Linked DNA regions of Mus musculus: region 1 is linked to region 2. Evidence: chromatin loops called from intact Hi-C (ENCODE). Cell type or tissue: gastrocnemius. All regions are shown on one strand.

What was found. Hi-C counts contacts between places; a loop is a spot of excess contacts. Peaks named below come from ENCODE experiments on the same cell type or tissue, not always from the same donor. Only the 100,000 strongest peaks of a DNase experiment are listed, where the experiment ranks them.
Region 1: it touches region 2 in a loop (8-fold over the local background); 17 of 42 quality-filtered maps call a loop at or near these places.

Annotation. Positions count from the first base shown.
Region 1 is chr19:28,772,707-28,780,706 of GRCm38, forward strand. It overlaps Gm35922 (a long non-coding RNA gene), which reads left to right. Exons shown (of 4, transcript XR_877801.1): 3 at 6,726-6,802. Among named protein-coding and RNA genes, the nearest start is that of Gm35922, 17 kb to the left of the region's middle. In gastrocnemius, a CTCF peak has its summit at 4,309; DNase peaks (open chromatin) are centred at 4,394 and 5,214.
Region 2 is chr19:29,060,233-29,068,232 of GRCm38, forward strand. It overlaps Gm9895 (predicted gene 9895), which reads left to right and starts at 7,069. Exons shown (of 2, transcript NR_045687.1): 1 at 7,069-7,350. In gastrocnemius, a CTCF peak has its summit at 3,841 (motif pointing right); DNase peaks (open chromatin) are centred at 3,788 and 4,417; H3K4me3 peaks cover 2,521 bases; H3K27ac peaks cover 3,696 bases.

The DNA.
Region 1 (8,000 bases), 290 kb before region 2:
CTTTCTACTCTCTATTATAGATAATAAAAACCTCTGTCACATACCAAAAAAGATAATTGTTTCAAAGAGAAATGATTTCAGAAATAAGGGGGCAAACTTCAAATTATCACTGCCCATCTAAAATGTCTGGTGACAAGAGAGTCTGCTGTGAAAGATAACAATATTTTCAAAAACACCGAAGGAAGGAAGAATAAAAGTGTCAGAGCTGAACACAAAGGCAGTTTCGGTTTGCCTGCCCCCCTTTGTGTGATCAGAAACACCTGCTGTGCCTAGGAAGCACGTGATTTCTCTGGGCCCCTCCCCAGAGAGTCTGAGTCAGTAGAATGGAACTTGAAAACACAGGGGCTGGAGAGATGGCTCAGCAGTTAAGGACACTGACTGCTCTTTCAAAGGTCCTGAGTTCAATCCCCAGCAACTACATGGTGGCTCACAACCATCTGTAATGAGATCCGATGCCCTCTTCTGGTGTGTCTGAAGACAGCTACAGTGTACTCATATAAATAAAATAAATCTTTAAAAAAAAAAAAGCCTTTTCCCTCGCAGTACTCGAAGGACATAGGCTTCATTAAGTTGGACTAAGCAACCTTCAATGGGTTCGACTGACTACCAAGTGGAACCGATCATGCTAGTCTTTGTGCACAAAGAATAAAAATGTGAAGACCTTTAAAAAAAAAGAAAAGAAAAGAAAGAAATTTGAAAAGACACACACACAAAACCACAACCACCACCACCACCACTGCCACCAAAAGCCCTTCACACTTAAAAGCTGAGAATCAGATGTAGGAAGTCTACTGAAGACATTGGAGGAGTATCAGTCAACCACGTATAAGCATATAGTCACTGTAGTGAAAAAAAAAAGAATATGAATTTAATGAAGTTCTAGAAGAAGAGAGACAAAACTTTTCCCATAGTGCGGTGAGTAGAGATGGATTTTCCCAGCAACGTCTGTTCTCTCAAAATGTCTCTCAAGTTGAATGAGGAGAAGCAGCAGGTAAGTATGACACAGGAAAGTAGACCAGCCTAGGAGCTGGAGAGCCCTGCACTGTTAGACAAACAATATGGAAGGGCAGAGAGATGGCCTCAGGATAACTAGTCTCTGAGGTGACAGGACTGTGCAAGGCTGAAAAGACAGAAGAGAGCCAGGGAAGTCATTGGTCAAAGGAAGAAAGCTAGTCATTAAAAACAGTATGAACAAGTGAAAGAGAAAGCAACAGAACTTGGAATTGTTTTTATAGGAATTATATACAATGTCCATGGAAGGTTTGGCGACAGAAAAATAAGTAAAGATACATTCCATGTGATTTTTATATTCTACAAGAATTCTAAGATGGCAAAGTACTTTGACAGGCAGAAAGAAAGAAAGAAAGAAAGAAAGAAAGAAAGAAAGAAAGAAAGAAAGAAAGAAAGAAAAAAAGAAAGAAAGAAAGAAAGAAAGAAAGAAAGAAAGAAAGAAAGAAAGAGAGGGGGAGGGAGGGAGGGAGGAAGGAAGGAAGGAAGAACAATGTGGTGCTGTTGTTTGGCTCTGTGATGTCACCCAAAGGCCCTTGTGTTGACGGCTTGGCCTCCACAGTAGTTCTGTTGAGAGGTGGTAGAAGCTTTAAGAGGTTGGGTAGAGTGAGAAATCTTCAGGCCACTGAAAGGATGCCTATGAAGGGCACTCTGGTCTATTCCTTGCCATATTCTTTGCTTTCCAGCCATTGGGCAAACTCCTTGGAGTTTGTTGTTCCCATGGTCATAGACAGCCTCTTCACGGGTCTAGAAACTACAGAGTCACTCAACCATGGGTCAAATTCTCAAAAACTATGAGCCAAAAATCGATCTTTTCTCTTTATTAGTCAAACCCTTCAGGCTTTTGTTATAGTGACAGAAAACTGACTCACACAAGTGATTGTTACTTGTAATATTTCCTGTGGCTACCGAAGTTGTTCAGTCTCTTCCTGGCTTGAACGTTACCTGTGGAAGACTGGCATTCTCTTTGAATCTCCAGTGCATAGCACAATGCTTGGTAGATAATAAGTGCTCACCAAATGTGTAAATGGATGGATAGATGGGTGAATGGATAGATGGATGGTTGAGTTAATGGATGGGACTGAATTAATAGGAATAGGTTGGGTGGATAGATTGGATGGATGGACTGATTGGATGGTTAGATGGATTGTATGTATGTGTGTATGAATGCATGTATGTGTGTGTCATGAATGGATTGGACTGGAAAGATGAAATAATGTATGATACATGTTGATGGATATGTGCATTCATGCATTGGCTGCATGGGTTGAATTGATGGGTTGAACCAAATGAAAATGGGTAGATGAGTGGGATTGAATGGATAGATATATATTGATTGGGTTGGATGTTTGGATGAGTTGGATGGATGGGTGTGAGTTCAGCACCATTCTCTGCCCATCATGTCGGAACCAGTAAATGCTCAACTAGGACTGGAGCATATTACAGCATTAATACCCCTCAGGACCGTGCATGAGCCTCCAAATGGCACATGTTCATTTGCCTTCTAGGAGATACATCTTGCCTTATTTTACTTGGTAGGACAGTTACCTCCCTCTTTCCCTCAGTTCCAGGACCACATTCTGTCTGTTTTGTATTGTTAGGGTCAGGCATCCACAGCTACATCCCCAAATCTCCAAATGCTTGTAGGATTTGGCTTTCTGCTAAATGCTAGCAGAAGGAAGAGACATTGTTTATTCCTCAGACTCTTTTGTAGCTGCTGGTATTTGTGGAAGCAGATATGGCCTTTCAGTGATCCAGCCTTCTGCACTAACTGTGGATCCTCATTGTTGCCAACACTGGCGAGGGTGACTGTGCTCAGCATTCCTAGTATTGGCTGGCCTAGGAACTGAATCGTATATTTTAATGATGGGTTTTCTTCCCTTTTAGTCTCTTGGTCCTTGAGGCTGACCACTACATCATACAGATACTGATCTCTGAATGCCACACAGTGTCACATTGCCATCTCCTCCTCTTGCTTCTCTAGTTCTCTTATTTGCTTTTCCTTCCAGGCCTCCTAAGTCCAAGATCTACGTTAAGTCCATAATTCTGAGCATGGTAGAGTCATTTCTGTTCTTCTGACAAAACCCTAACTGATAGATTTGGTAAAGGTGAGAGAAATATAATTATACAAGGTATCAAAAAACTCGGGTTTGAGAGCATTTCATTTGTTCTAGAAGTTAAATGGTTCTAAAATAGAGATTAAATGGGATAATTGTATCACTGTTAAGTAGTATATTACTAGTTTGGATCATAACTGCCCTCCAAAAAGCCCATGTGTTCAAGCCTCAATGGCCGCATCCATGGAAGCTGTAGACGTTTAGTATGTGAGGGGTAGTGGAAGGAGGAGAGTTCCCTGGGGCACATGCTCTTCAAGGATGCTATTTTTCCACTCTTTGCTTTCTGGACACCATGAGGTGACAAGTCTTTTGCACTGTATTATGATCCTGCTGTACTATGCCAAACTGCCACAAGCCCAGAGCGACATGGCTAAGTGCCCATGGACCTCTGAAATTGCATGTCAAAAATGTGTGCTTTCTCCTTGTGAACTGCTTATCTTAGGAATTTCTTCCAGTAGTGGAAATCTGAAGGTTGTACACAGTGGTGATTAGAATATTCCAGACAACCCAGAATAGTCCCTCATTTTTCTTGTCTTAGTATTATTGTTGTTTTCTTAATCTTTTGTGTGTTTCGAGACAGGGCTTTACTATATAGTCAAGGCTGGCTCCAAACTCACTAGAAAGCTAAAATTCCAAGTCCCAGGATTACAGGGCTGAGTGACCACACTCACTGCCCTGAGTTCTTTGATTTAGTATTGGGATGAGACAGCCAAAGAGTCCATGGGAGAGACTTGCAAGAAAAGTGAAACTTTGACCACATCTTCTTGTTGCTGTTTTAATTTTGCTTTTCACACAAACCTACAAGGATCTCTTTCTCATAGATTATTCTATGAGTTCCAAATGACCTATAATTCTATTGTTCCATGGTTTCCTTAGTATTTTATCAGGTTTATTATCCATCAAAGCCTTGCCTGGGTTGATCTGAGTGTTCGTTGGGATGCCCAGAGAAGTCGAGGTATCAGGACTCCATACCTCCTAATCTCCAGAGTCAAACTGCTGAAGTAAGGGAGTTAGCATTAATGCATTTTTTTTCTGTTGCATAGATGATTAAACCTCTCAAGATCAAGGCCCTTGTACCTCTGATGTAATTGCAATTGCATCTAACATGGCTTAAGCAGAAAAGCCAAGTCTATTCCTTTCCCAGTGTTCCGTGTGAGGGAAGATGCTCATGATGACCAGGTGGTGTCACTACCACCTAATTAATATATCCAGCTCCTTGGAAATCGTGTCCCACAACTGCGCTGGACTTCTCTTGAACTCTGATTCTATGCTTACACTTCCTGTTTGCCTCCCTTTCTCAAGTGCACAAACTTTGCCAAGAAAACCAGGGACTCTACACAGCTTGGGTTCTCTGAGAGCAAGCAGTGGTGTGTGTTCTGGTGGCCAGGCCTCACTGGAGAAACAAGACTAAAAGAGAGCAGAGGTCATCGCACTAGCTTCCTGGTGTTTGTATCCTAGTGACCAGGGAAGGATCCACTTAATGGACGAGTGAGAGAAGCTGGGTTCGACCTCTTTGTCTTCTTAAATCACCCTTTACAATCTTGCCAGTTTTCAGTAACATTTGAGTTGAATAAAGCTGAATTTTCTTTTTTATGTCTACCACTGCTATACCATTGTTATCCCTGGATAAGCAAATATCTAAGTTTACTATGAAGTTCTTATTTTTATTTGTTGGCTTAAATCTTTTTGTGTAATATATTTTTATCATATCCTTTCCCCTTCCCCTAACTCCTCCAAGATCCTCCATAGCCACCCAACTTCATGTTCTTTCTTTAAAAAGAAATCAGAACAAACAAAAACAAAATAAACAAAAGCAACACACACACACACACACACACACACACACACACACATAGAGTCCATTTTGTGTTGACCATCAGCTCCTCAGAATGTCATGGAGTGTAGCTGATATATCTATCATTGCTCCATTAGAAGAAACTGATTTTCCTGTTCCCAGTGGGTATTACAAACAGCTTCTTGGTTAGAGGTGGGACTTAGTGTCCACTTCCCCTTCTCCGTGTCAGGATTTTGTCTGTCTTGAATGTGTGCCAGGCTTAACGCATGCTGCCACAGTCTGTGTGAGTTCATGTGTGCATCAGCCCTCCTGTTGTGTCTGGAAGGCATCCACCATCTCTGGCTCTTGGATCCCTGAGCCTTGAAGGGAAGAGTTTGAGAAAGACATTCTATTTAGGGCTGGGTTGGCCAAAGTTTGTGGCCATTGTTCATGTATGGGTCTCAGAGTTAGTTCCTCTCTGCTACAGAGGAAGCTTTTCTGACTAGGGCTGAGAGATATGCTGACATATGGGTATAGCAATACATTATTAGGAGCCCTTTTCATGTTTGCTTTCCGTTTTCTGTTTGTTTGGTTTTTTGCTACGCTTCTTTATAAAAATAACAGTAATAGCTGTCTTCCTAGATCCCAAGACCTCTCTAGTCTCAGGTCATGAACGATTATGACTCATCTGGGTAACAAAGAACCTGTGCATCTGGCAGAAGTTATTGGATTATTACTTCTAGTTATTCACAGGCTTAGGATGCTATGTCCTCCGATAGAATTGTTCCTGTACAAGCTCAGACCTGGAAATAATATTTTACCCTTTGTGAATTCCAATCCTCTGGTTGCACTAAAAATCCACAGAAACGGTTGGAAGGAAATAGAATCTAGATTTACGAGCTTGAAAGAGACCTTTAAAGGCCCCTGTAGCTCTTCTCTGGTAACAGCCGACTTAATCTCCGTCTGAGCCCCTGTGTCCAGCAAGGCTGGTTTCCTGGATAATCCCCCCTTCTTTGTGTTAACTGCAGGATCATTCTGTGTCTAGAGTATAAACTGCAACAAATTGAGGTATTGGCTAGCAAACAAATCTCCAGTAATAGAAGTAGACTCCCTCCTTGCTCAAAACAAAGGTCTTTCTTTTTCTGTTGTCCCAGGGAGAACCTGGGTCCCCCCATCACACCTAGGTTATGCCTCCCCTGCATTTACATCCCTGAAAATCCATCTACCTCAGTAGGCCCTCCTTACGTTCGCAGGATGGCTGGAGGAGTTCTGGTCTGCTAATCATCGTTGCACTTACAGGGCATTAAGCTCGTTCCTTCTATTCCCCACATGGTGCTAAGGAAGATATGACCACTGGAGGAGGCTGGGCTTTCATGAGCTCCATCAGGGCAGTGGTTCTCAACCTTCCTAAAGCTGCGACCCATTAAATCGCTTCCTCATGCTGTCGTGATCCCCAATCATAAAATTATTTTTGCTGCTACTTCATTACAGTAATTTTGCTACTGTATGAAATGTAATGGTAGGTCACCCCTGAGAAAAGGTTGTTTGTGACCTACAGGTTGAGAACTGCTGCATCAGGGAAGATTATTAAAACAATAGCCATGACTGCTGGAGAAGGCTGTGGTAGTTTGACTAAGACTGGCTTCCACAGAATCATGGTTTTATACCTGGTCCCCAATGGGTAGAAACGTTTGGGAAGGACTAGGAGGTGTGGCCTTATTGGAGAGGCTGTGGGCTTTAAAGTCTCAAAAGACTTGTGTCATTCTCCATTTTTCTCTCTCCCCTTCCCCCTCTCCCTTCCCTTCTCCCTCTCCCTTGTCCTCTAGCTCACGGTTGTGGATCAAGATGTAAGATGTCAGCTGCATCTTTACTCTGACTTCATGGACTCAAAACCTCTGAAACTGTAAGTCAAAGTCAATTCTATTTCTTTTTTTTTTTTTTTTTTTTTTTTTTTTTCTCACCAAGATGAGCAAGCAAGGAGTCTCTGGTTGATTGAAGTTCCGATGCTTTCTCCACATGGCATTTTTTTTTTAATAAGTTGTCTTGGTCGTGGTGTTTGGTTGCAGCAATAGAAAAGTAACCAAGTTGAATCCTGGCTAGTAAGATGGGCCTGGAAAATACTCTGACTTCCAGAAATCTTCGCTAACAGGGCAGAAGAAGAGTAAGAGCAAATTTTACTGGAAGAATTTCATGATAGCGGCTGGGTGCGGTTCCTGTCTCCTTGGCTACCATATATATATACATATACATATATGTGTGTGTGTGTGTGTGTGTACAGATACACATATAAACATTAGTAAAAATTAAAAAATAAATCTTAAAGTTTTAGTTTATTTTTTATTGGATATTTTATTTACATTTCAAATGTTATCCCCTTTCCAGGTTTCCATCTTCCACCCCCCCAAAACCCTTTCCTCTATCCTCTTACGCCCTGCTTCTATGATGGTGTTCTCCCTCCTCCCACTCATTCCCACCTCTCCACCCCAGCATTCCTCTCTACACTGGGGCAACAAGCCTTCATAGGACCAAGGGCCTCTCCTCCCACTGATGTCCAACAAGGCCATCCTCTGCTACATATGCAGCTGGAGCTATGGGTCCCTCCATGTGTACTCTTTGCAATAACGAACAGCCCAAAGTGTCTCCAAAGCTACCATTAGATAGCTTTGAAGTTATGAGTTGGTACTAAGCCAGAAGAACTGTCATAAACTATACATTTGGGAAAAAAAAAAAAACTAAGCTTCTGAAGTCCTCAAGGAGGTAGAAGATGAATTAAAGAGGAACCGTCACTTATACTTAACAGATTTGTGTGTATGAAATTAAAGTAAGAACACTTAAATTGGCTAAGGTGTAAAAGCCTTAGTCAGCCTAAACTTTCACAAGAGGATCTAGCAGCTATGAAGTGTCACTCTGGCTACTTGTCTATATGCTTTAGCTCATCAAATCTGAGTGTGTGTGTGTGTGTGTGTGTGTGTGTGTCCCACAACAAAGGTATTCTTTATTCTCCTCCATTTCCCATATGATATCATTTAGGTTTGGAAAAACTCATTTGTCCACATTAGAACATCTGATAAGGAATGAAGTTGAAATTCAATGCCAGGGAT
Region 2 (8,000 bases):
AATAGCAATGAACTGCCTGTAGACTGTGAGCCTGTGTGAGCTGCGAAAATGACCCTTTCTCTCCCAAATATTTTCTGGACCGCTCACAAACCAGACAATGTTGCAGTGAAAACATTTGAACTTCCCAAGCAACTCTTTTGATCCAGGCTTTTACCTCAGCAGCTGCGATCCTTTCCAAAGCCTCCGGGAAACAACCCTGTGATCTTATTAAAATTCCTTAGTGATGCCTTAAAGATAGTGTCAAAGGTCACCCAAATCTGGCCAATGAAATGGCGCAGCAGACAAGGAGGCTCCTCAAGTAGTCTGAAGACCTGAGTTTGACTCCCCCCGCCCCCGACCCCAGATCCTCATGGTGGAGAAAGAAAGCCTACTCCTGCCCATTGCACTCTGACCTCCACACACACTTCAGCACCCCCACCCCTACCTCCACCACTACCCCCACCCCTCTCCCCACTCCCATCCCCACCCCTACGCATTAACTTTTTTTAATCACCAAACTCCTACACATATATAGCTGGTATAAAGACAATGACTTCTTTCAGAAGGAGACTCCCACATTCTTGGGTGTGTCTGTTTCTTTCTCTGAACTTTCTGTTACCCCCCACACACACCTGTTTTAATCTATATTTAAAAATCTCTTCTAGGGCTGGCGATGTAGCTCAGTGGTGAAACGCATGCCTAGCCTGTGTGAAGCCTTAGGTTTTCTCTCTAGGATGATGGGGGGAGGGGGATAAGGGAGGGGAGCCTCGTTTAATAAACTACGGCTCTGTTTTGAATAGACTCATTCTGAGATCGTTTTCTGCAGTTTTACCTGGGAGGAGAGAGGCCTCTGAACACTACTGCCCAGGCTACAGAAAGCAGGAGTGTGGACCTGCCGCCGCTCACAGTGAATTACGTCAGGTTAGCACAGACCTGAAGTGAAGGACGCCGTGTGAAGAGAATGCAGTGGAGAGCACGTGCTCATATTTTATTAAGGGAAATGAAAAATGGTACAATACACAGAGAGGGAGATTTGACAATATTTAAGTACGATTTCATAGATACCTATCTGTTAATACAGAAATCCCATTTCTAAGACTCTCTTCTCAAAGATATTCTAGCGATCTCAGCACGCTGGTACAGGTTTGTAACTAGCACTCGGGTGACTGAAGCAAGAAGACTGAGAGCTCAAGGCTAGCCTGGGCTACATAGAGAGTATGTATGTAGCCTGTTTCTGAAAGAAAAGAATCTTGGAAAAAACAAAAAACAAAATAAAACAACAACAACAAAAGCATCTTTAAAACAAAAGAATTCAATGAACAATGCTTGAGACAATGGGAGAATTGGGGAGGGGGTGGGGGGAGAACCCCCAAATCTATTCATCGTAGATGGCTCTGAGTAACTGTGACAGTTTGCGTATGCTTGGCCCAGGGCATGGCACTATTAGACAGTGTAGCCTTGTTGGAATAGGTGTATCACTGTGGGCAAAGGTTTAAGACCCTCATCGTAGCTTCCTGGAATCCGGTATTCTGCTAGCAGCCTTCAGATGAAGATGTAGAACTCTCAGCTCCTCCTGCACCATGCCTGCCTGGAGGCTGCCCTGCTCCCACCTTGATGACAATGGACTGAACCTCTGAACCTGTAGGCCAGCCCCAATTAAATGTTGTCCTTATTTAAGAGTTGCCTTGGTCATGGTGTCTGTTCACAGCAGTAAAATCCTAACTAGGACAGTGATCTATTTATGACCTATGAAAACAGGTAAGAAACATCCCTGTATACCTGTGTATACCATATATACTGAAACTGAAGAAGAACTAATGATCTTGGAGAGAGAAACTGTTGAGGACCAGGCACTGGGGAGATGTCTCTGAGCCTGACTGGGGGTGGGAGAACAGCAGATATACAACCAGAGGACCTGAGTTCAGATCCCTAGCACCCACTGAAAGAGCAGGTATGGCCACTGGCACCTGCAACCCCAGCACTGAGGAAGGGGGAATGAGGCGTGGAGACTGGTTGATCCTGGGGCCTGCTGTCCAGCCAGCCTAGTGAAAACCAGAGTTCCAGGTTCAGGTTCCTTTATCTTAAGGGAATAAGGCAGAGAGCAAATGAGGAAGTCACCTGTCCCCTGACCTCTCCCGGCTGGCCTGGCCTTTGTGCACTTATAAGGGCATCCTTACACACACACACACACACACACACACACACACACACACATAAACACACACACACACAAGCACACCCATCTACACATCCTCACATACACAAAGACTGTTACAGACCCGAGCAAAATATCTTTGAAAGCCATGCACTGCCCATCCCTGTGTCTGACCCAGGATGTATTCTTAACAGACCACCAGTTTCCACCAACCCAGAAGTTAGGATGTTAGCAGATCACATCTGGGACCTATAACAAAGGTTCCCTGCTTTGCTGTAGCCTGCCTAACTGTTGTCTCCACCAGTGTATTTGGTAACTGTCTTGACTTATGACTTTGTTCCATAATTAATACATCTCATGTGGCCCTTTGCAGTGGGATCTATCTTTCTGGTCTGCTTGGATCTGTGTTCCTGGGCTGTGGTCACCCACATTTGGCTCCAGAATAAACTATCCCATTTGAGGCAAGAACTGTGTTTTGTATCAACAGCAGAAGAACAGAGTGAGAAGTTTCTCCATGCCCCTTAGGGACAAAGAGTGGACATCCAGAAAAAGTCTGTTTTTGACTCCAAATAGCACCCACAGACATATATCTGTGGAGAAAGTTACACAGATATAAAAGGAATTCCAGGGGCTGGATCAGATCAGCTGTGGGCATGGTGTGATGTCATATAAAGAACGGGCTAGTCTGGGGCTCAGCAGGAAAGCCATGTTCATTCCCAGCAAAGCAAAACCAATACAAAACAAAAGGACTTAGAAGGCCAGGGGTCCGGCTCGGTGCATGAAGACGCTTGCTGACAGCAGTGATGACCTGGGTTCAACCCCCAGGACCCACGGGATAGAAGGATGCTGAGAAGGGGACCTATAGGACCTATACCTGTTTCTTATATTCAAAACCAAGTCAATCCAGGACATGAATGGGAGCCCAGGGCTCACCTGCAGCCATAGTTAAAAGCAGGGCAACAACATTCATATCATACTCACACCCCCATCTTACACTAGTAATCAAACCTAAGCCTTCAGTTGCCTACAACTGCTCTGGCTGTGGCTCCTCGTGCTACCTGCAGAAGTAGGGGAGTCCCAGGCCCCATTGCCTTTACAGATTTTTCGGCTTTTCTCTATATTTACTTTTTCCTCATGGATTTCCTGTTCCTCAGAATCACCTAGATGAGTCGTCTTTACCCTTCCTAATGTTGTGACCCTTTAATATAGTTCTTCATGCTGTGGTGATCTACGACCATATATATATATTTTTTGTGCTACTTTATAGCTGTAATTTTGCTACTATTATGAATGGCAATGTAAATATCTGTGTTTTCTGACGATTTTAGGCAACCCCTGTGAAATATCCCCAAAGGGGTCGCAACCCACAGGTTGAGAACTGCTGAGTCAGCCATTCTGTTTAAAAATACAGGTTCTCAGGACCTATTCTAGTCCATTAACTACAATCTTTTTAGAGGAGAGTCTAAAAGTCTGAACTTCATCTCAGGATGATTCCGGCTTGTGCCTAGTTTTAAGAAGTACGGCACTAGACAGGGCAGTGATGATATTCCTTTCACTGAGGACACAGCGCCTGGCACTTCACCAACACACCTGACTGCTTTCAGAATGAATAGGCGGAATGAGCTGCCCCGCCCCCACTCTACCCACGTGGCCGTGCCTGGCCAATGAACATTCAGTTGCTAAGATTCCACCTACCGGCAGGTGGCGCTGAGTCGACGTAAATGCCGTCCCAGGAAATGTTTTGCTGGAAATTCAAGCCTCAAAGGCAGCTCAATTGGATTATATTTTTACGTATTTACTTTGTCTGTAACTCTCACTTGTATGAGTAATTTGGTTTCTGATGGCGTGCTTTGAATGAGAGAAGCCAGGGAACGCAACCTGACAAGGCCTGGGAGGTAATGAAAGGACTGGATGGACACTCCTAATGGTCCTAGTTTTCATTCTCTATGAGCAAGCACTGTGTGTTATGAAATTACTCAAAGACACAAATGAGTCTGCCATTTCAGTAAGAGTGTAGCTAGCCTGTAATTTCTGTTAGTCATCTACTGTTTCCTTTATGGGTGTTTAATTGGACTAACCTTTTAAAACCATTTCCCTCACAAAGCTGTCTGAAGGGCTGTCTTGGCAGTCTTTTGAGACGTGGGAAGTCAGCCCACAGTTAAAGGCTGGGGCTCCGTAGCCAACGCCTCTTCCCCTTCCCCCAAAGGGCATCGGCGTGCAAGTGACTGATAGGGCTGGCCTGAACCAACAGCCAACTATCAGGCAAGACCATGGCCCCGGCTGAACTGGTTTCTTCTGCCAGCAGACCTTCAGCCAGGGGCCCTGAAGGAGGAACCATCCTGAGGTGCTTGCTGTCTTCCCAAGGCTCCAAGCCCAAAGCAGAGAGAATTGGGACTCGAAGGAGGAAGCAAGGAGTCTACAGCACAGACTCCTTGCACAAGAGGGCGTAATTCAAGGGAATCACACAGTTTAGGTCACACCATAGCATAGAGTTCCTGGGAAAGAAGAGAGGAGAGCAGGGAGGGGAGGGGTGGAAAGGGGAGGAGAGGGAGAGGGAGAAGGGAGGGGAGGGGAGGGGAGGGGAGGGGAGGGGAGGGGAGGGGAGGGAAAGGAGAATCTATTAAATTAAATGCTTTAAGGGCTCGGTGGTGGTGGTGCATGCCTTTAATCCCAGCCCTTGGGAAGCAGAGGCAAGTGGATCTCTGTGAGTTCAAGGCCATCCTGGTCTACAGAGTGAATTCCAGGACAGCCAAGACAACACAAAGAAACCTTGTCCCAAAAATAAACAAACAAACAAATACTGTGATGACTAATACCTTGTATGATAATTTTTTTAAAACAAATACTATAAAATAACAAAAGAACGGATACAATTTCTCATTTTCTTCCTTGAATAACCTGGTATACAGTTAGATAGGAGCCAAGCAAAACAGGCAACCAGAAGCCAGTGTGACCCAAACTGACTCGTAGGGGGGTGTCCTGTTTGGAGGTGTCTGGTATGAGCATAGGAGCCCAAGTGGCATGAAGACTGCATACAGATGTGTTTGAGTTAATGGGGGGCAGAGCTTCCCATTCCTGAAGAGCTAACATGCAACTCTAGGGAAAACTCTAGGGAAAGCTGCATGGGGTTGAGCTCAGAAGCATCAAGTCCACTGTGTGTGTGTGGAATAAATCTAGAGGAATGCCCGAGTCCTTACATGGTCATGTCCACATAGCCCCAGTTTTCTGCACTGGAAGGGAGGGAGATCAGCTGTGTTCTGGTTTCTAAACAGAATCCTTAAAAGGACCAAGACCCCTTAGGTTAAACGAGTGGCTGACTGTAAGACTAAGAAAAGTAGCTGGGTTCTTCAGGGCGCTCAGGCAGGATTGCAAGTACAAGGTCTTCCAGGACTGTAGTAGGAGACCTTGTCTCAAAGTGAAAAGTAAAACAGGGGCTGGAGAGGTGGCTCAGAGGTTAAGAGCACTGATTGCCCTTCCAGAGGTCCTGAGTTCAATTCCCAGCAACCAATTCCCAGCTCAGGACCATTTGTAATGCTATCTGATGCCCTCTTCCGGCATGCAGGTGTGTATGCAGAAAGAACACTCTTTCATGTTAAATAAATAAATCTTAAAATAAATAAATAAGACAAGAGCCAGAGATATGGTTCAGGGTGGGAGATCTTCAAGCACGCATGAAGCCCTTGGTTCAAGCTCAGCATTGTAAAAATAAAGAAAAATAAATAAATCACCAGTACCGTAAGTAAAATAAAATAAAAATGAGCCTGGAAAATCTTGTGCCAGAAAGTAAGACCGTGCGGAGAGAGGGATGCTTAAACTAGCTTAAACTAGCCTCAACTCTTCCTGCTGGCCAAAGCTGGGTTAATCTGAACATCAACGGAAGTGACTTTGTACTTCACAATCAACATTTATATGAAGCCATATAAGGAAATAGAGAGACGTTTTGATTTATAGTATCTAAGTTCATTTACTACAAAAGAAAAAGTGATTTACAATCAAGAAGTCTGGTGGATGTCACCTTAATGATGTCATTGAAGTACAAAGCTCAGTGGTCCGACCTTTGAGAGCATGCTTGCTTCTTTAGTGGTTCACAGAAAGATATAGCACAAGAGTCTAATCATGATAAAATTCCAAACTGTGGTCTCAAAATGATCAACGTCAGGAAAGACCAGGAAAAAAAAAAGTTAAGGACTTTTCCAGATTGAAGGAGACTAAAGGACAAATGACAACCCCAGGCAGTGTGTGATCCTGAACTGGTTTCTGTGCTGTGACATATGATAGGAACAGTAGATGGGACCAGAACGAAGCAGAGCTGTATCACACCGGTGCCTGGCTGTGATTTTCTCGAATTTTCGTAGAATTGACACAAAAACAGAACTCTTGCCTCAATGGCGGTAGATCTAGTTTGTGCTGAAGTGACCAGGACCTGGGAATAAAGACTCAGGTTATACCAAATCCAAGTCCCACTTAGGAGCTGCATAGTTTGTTTGTTAGCAGAACAAAGAACACAGTCATACATAAATCAAGGCCCTTTTCAAAGGTATTGGTGCTCCGTTAAATAGGCAGTTACAGCCAAGCCAGTGGTCTTAGCTGCAGGCCTCAGATGCAATCGGATGAAACTCAGGGAGACCACGACCTAAGGGAAAGAAGGCTCGCAGGGAGCCTCCCTCCTCACAGCTCTTTGCACTGTTGAGATTCAGAGACAGCCCCTTCCTTATAAGGTACAACAATGAAGCCCTTGGTTTCTGTTCCCGGCTCCTCTTCTGTCTTCCTTATCTCAGTAACTGGCACTGCCTTTTGCTCAAATTGTTTACTAGAACACTGGGCGTGGTCAGAAGACTGGGCGTGATCTTCAGTTCAGCTCCTCCCACTGGCCATTCGGTTCATCAGCCAGCCCAATCAGGTCTGCCTCCCAGCTCTCTCTTCACTATGACCTTCTTCCCCCTTCCATGTAGTTTAAGCTGCTGCCTAGAGCGTTTGGACAGCCTTTTTCTGCTGCCGGCCAAGCTGTCTCTCTGCCTTTTCCACACTGCACCTCACCCAGCAGTCAAAGTAGGCAGTCCCTCGGATTCCTACCGCAGTGCTCTGGCTCAAGACCTTCCGGCACTTGTTACATATGTATCTTATTGTGATTCTTCTTCACCTTGTTCTCTGACTGCCCCGGTGGGACAGCGATTCTTGGTTGTTCACCCTTCAATCTCTCTGGCTTACAAGAAGAGGTAAGTTAACAGGTGTGGGCTTTCTGTTTTGTTTTCATTTGGATTTTTGAGACAGGATCTCTTTATGTAGCTCAGGGACATCCTGGAGCTCTATATCCTGAAACTCACAGAGATTCTCTCACCACTGCCCCGAGTAGTGCTGGGATTAAACGTGTGCCACCATGTCCAACAGTGAATAGATTTTTTTTTAAATATACATATCAGGCTAAGGAACTTTAATTTGAGTCATCAAACAAAGAGGACCTGACACATATCAGAGAAAAAGATGAGGAGGCTGAAAAACATGATTTTGGTCTCCCTTTAAAAAAAATTATTTATTTAATGTATTGAGTACACTATCACTGTCTTCAGACACACCAGAAGAGGGCATCAGATCCCATTACAGATGGATTGAGCCACCATGTGGTTGCTGGGAATTGAACTCAGGACCTCTGGAAAAGCAGTCAGTGCTCTTAACCACTGAGCCATCTCTCTAGCCCTTGATCTCCCTTTATTGACCATTCTCCAGTTGACATAAAATTCTAGAAGTCAAGCTGGGATTGCATAGAGAGCATTTCAAAGAAAACTCCACAGAATTTCCTGTCTTTTTCATATTTTTCATATTTTGTGCCTGTTGCTGGAGGTTGAATGTAGGGCCTCATTCATCTTAA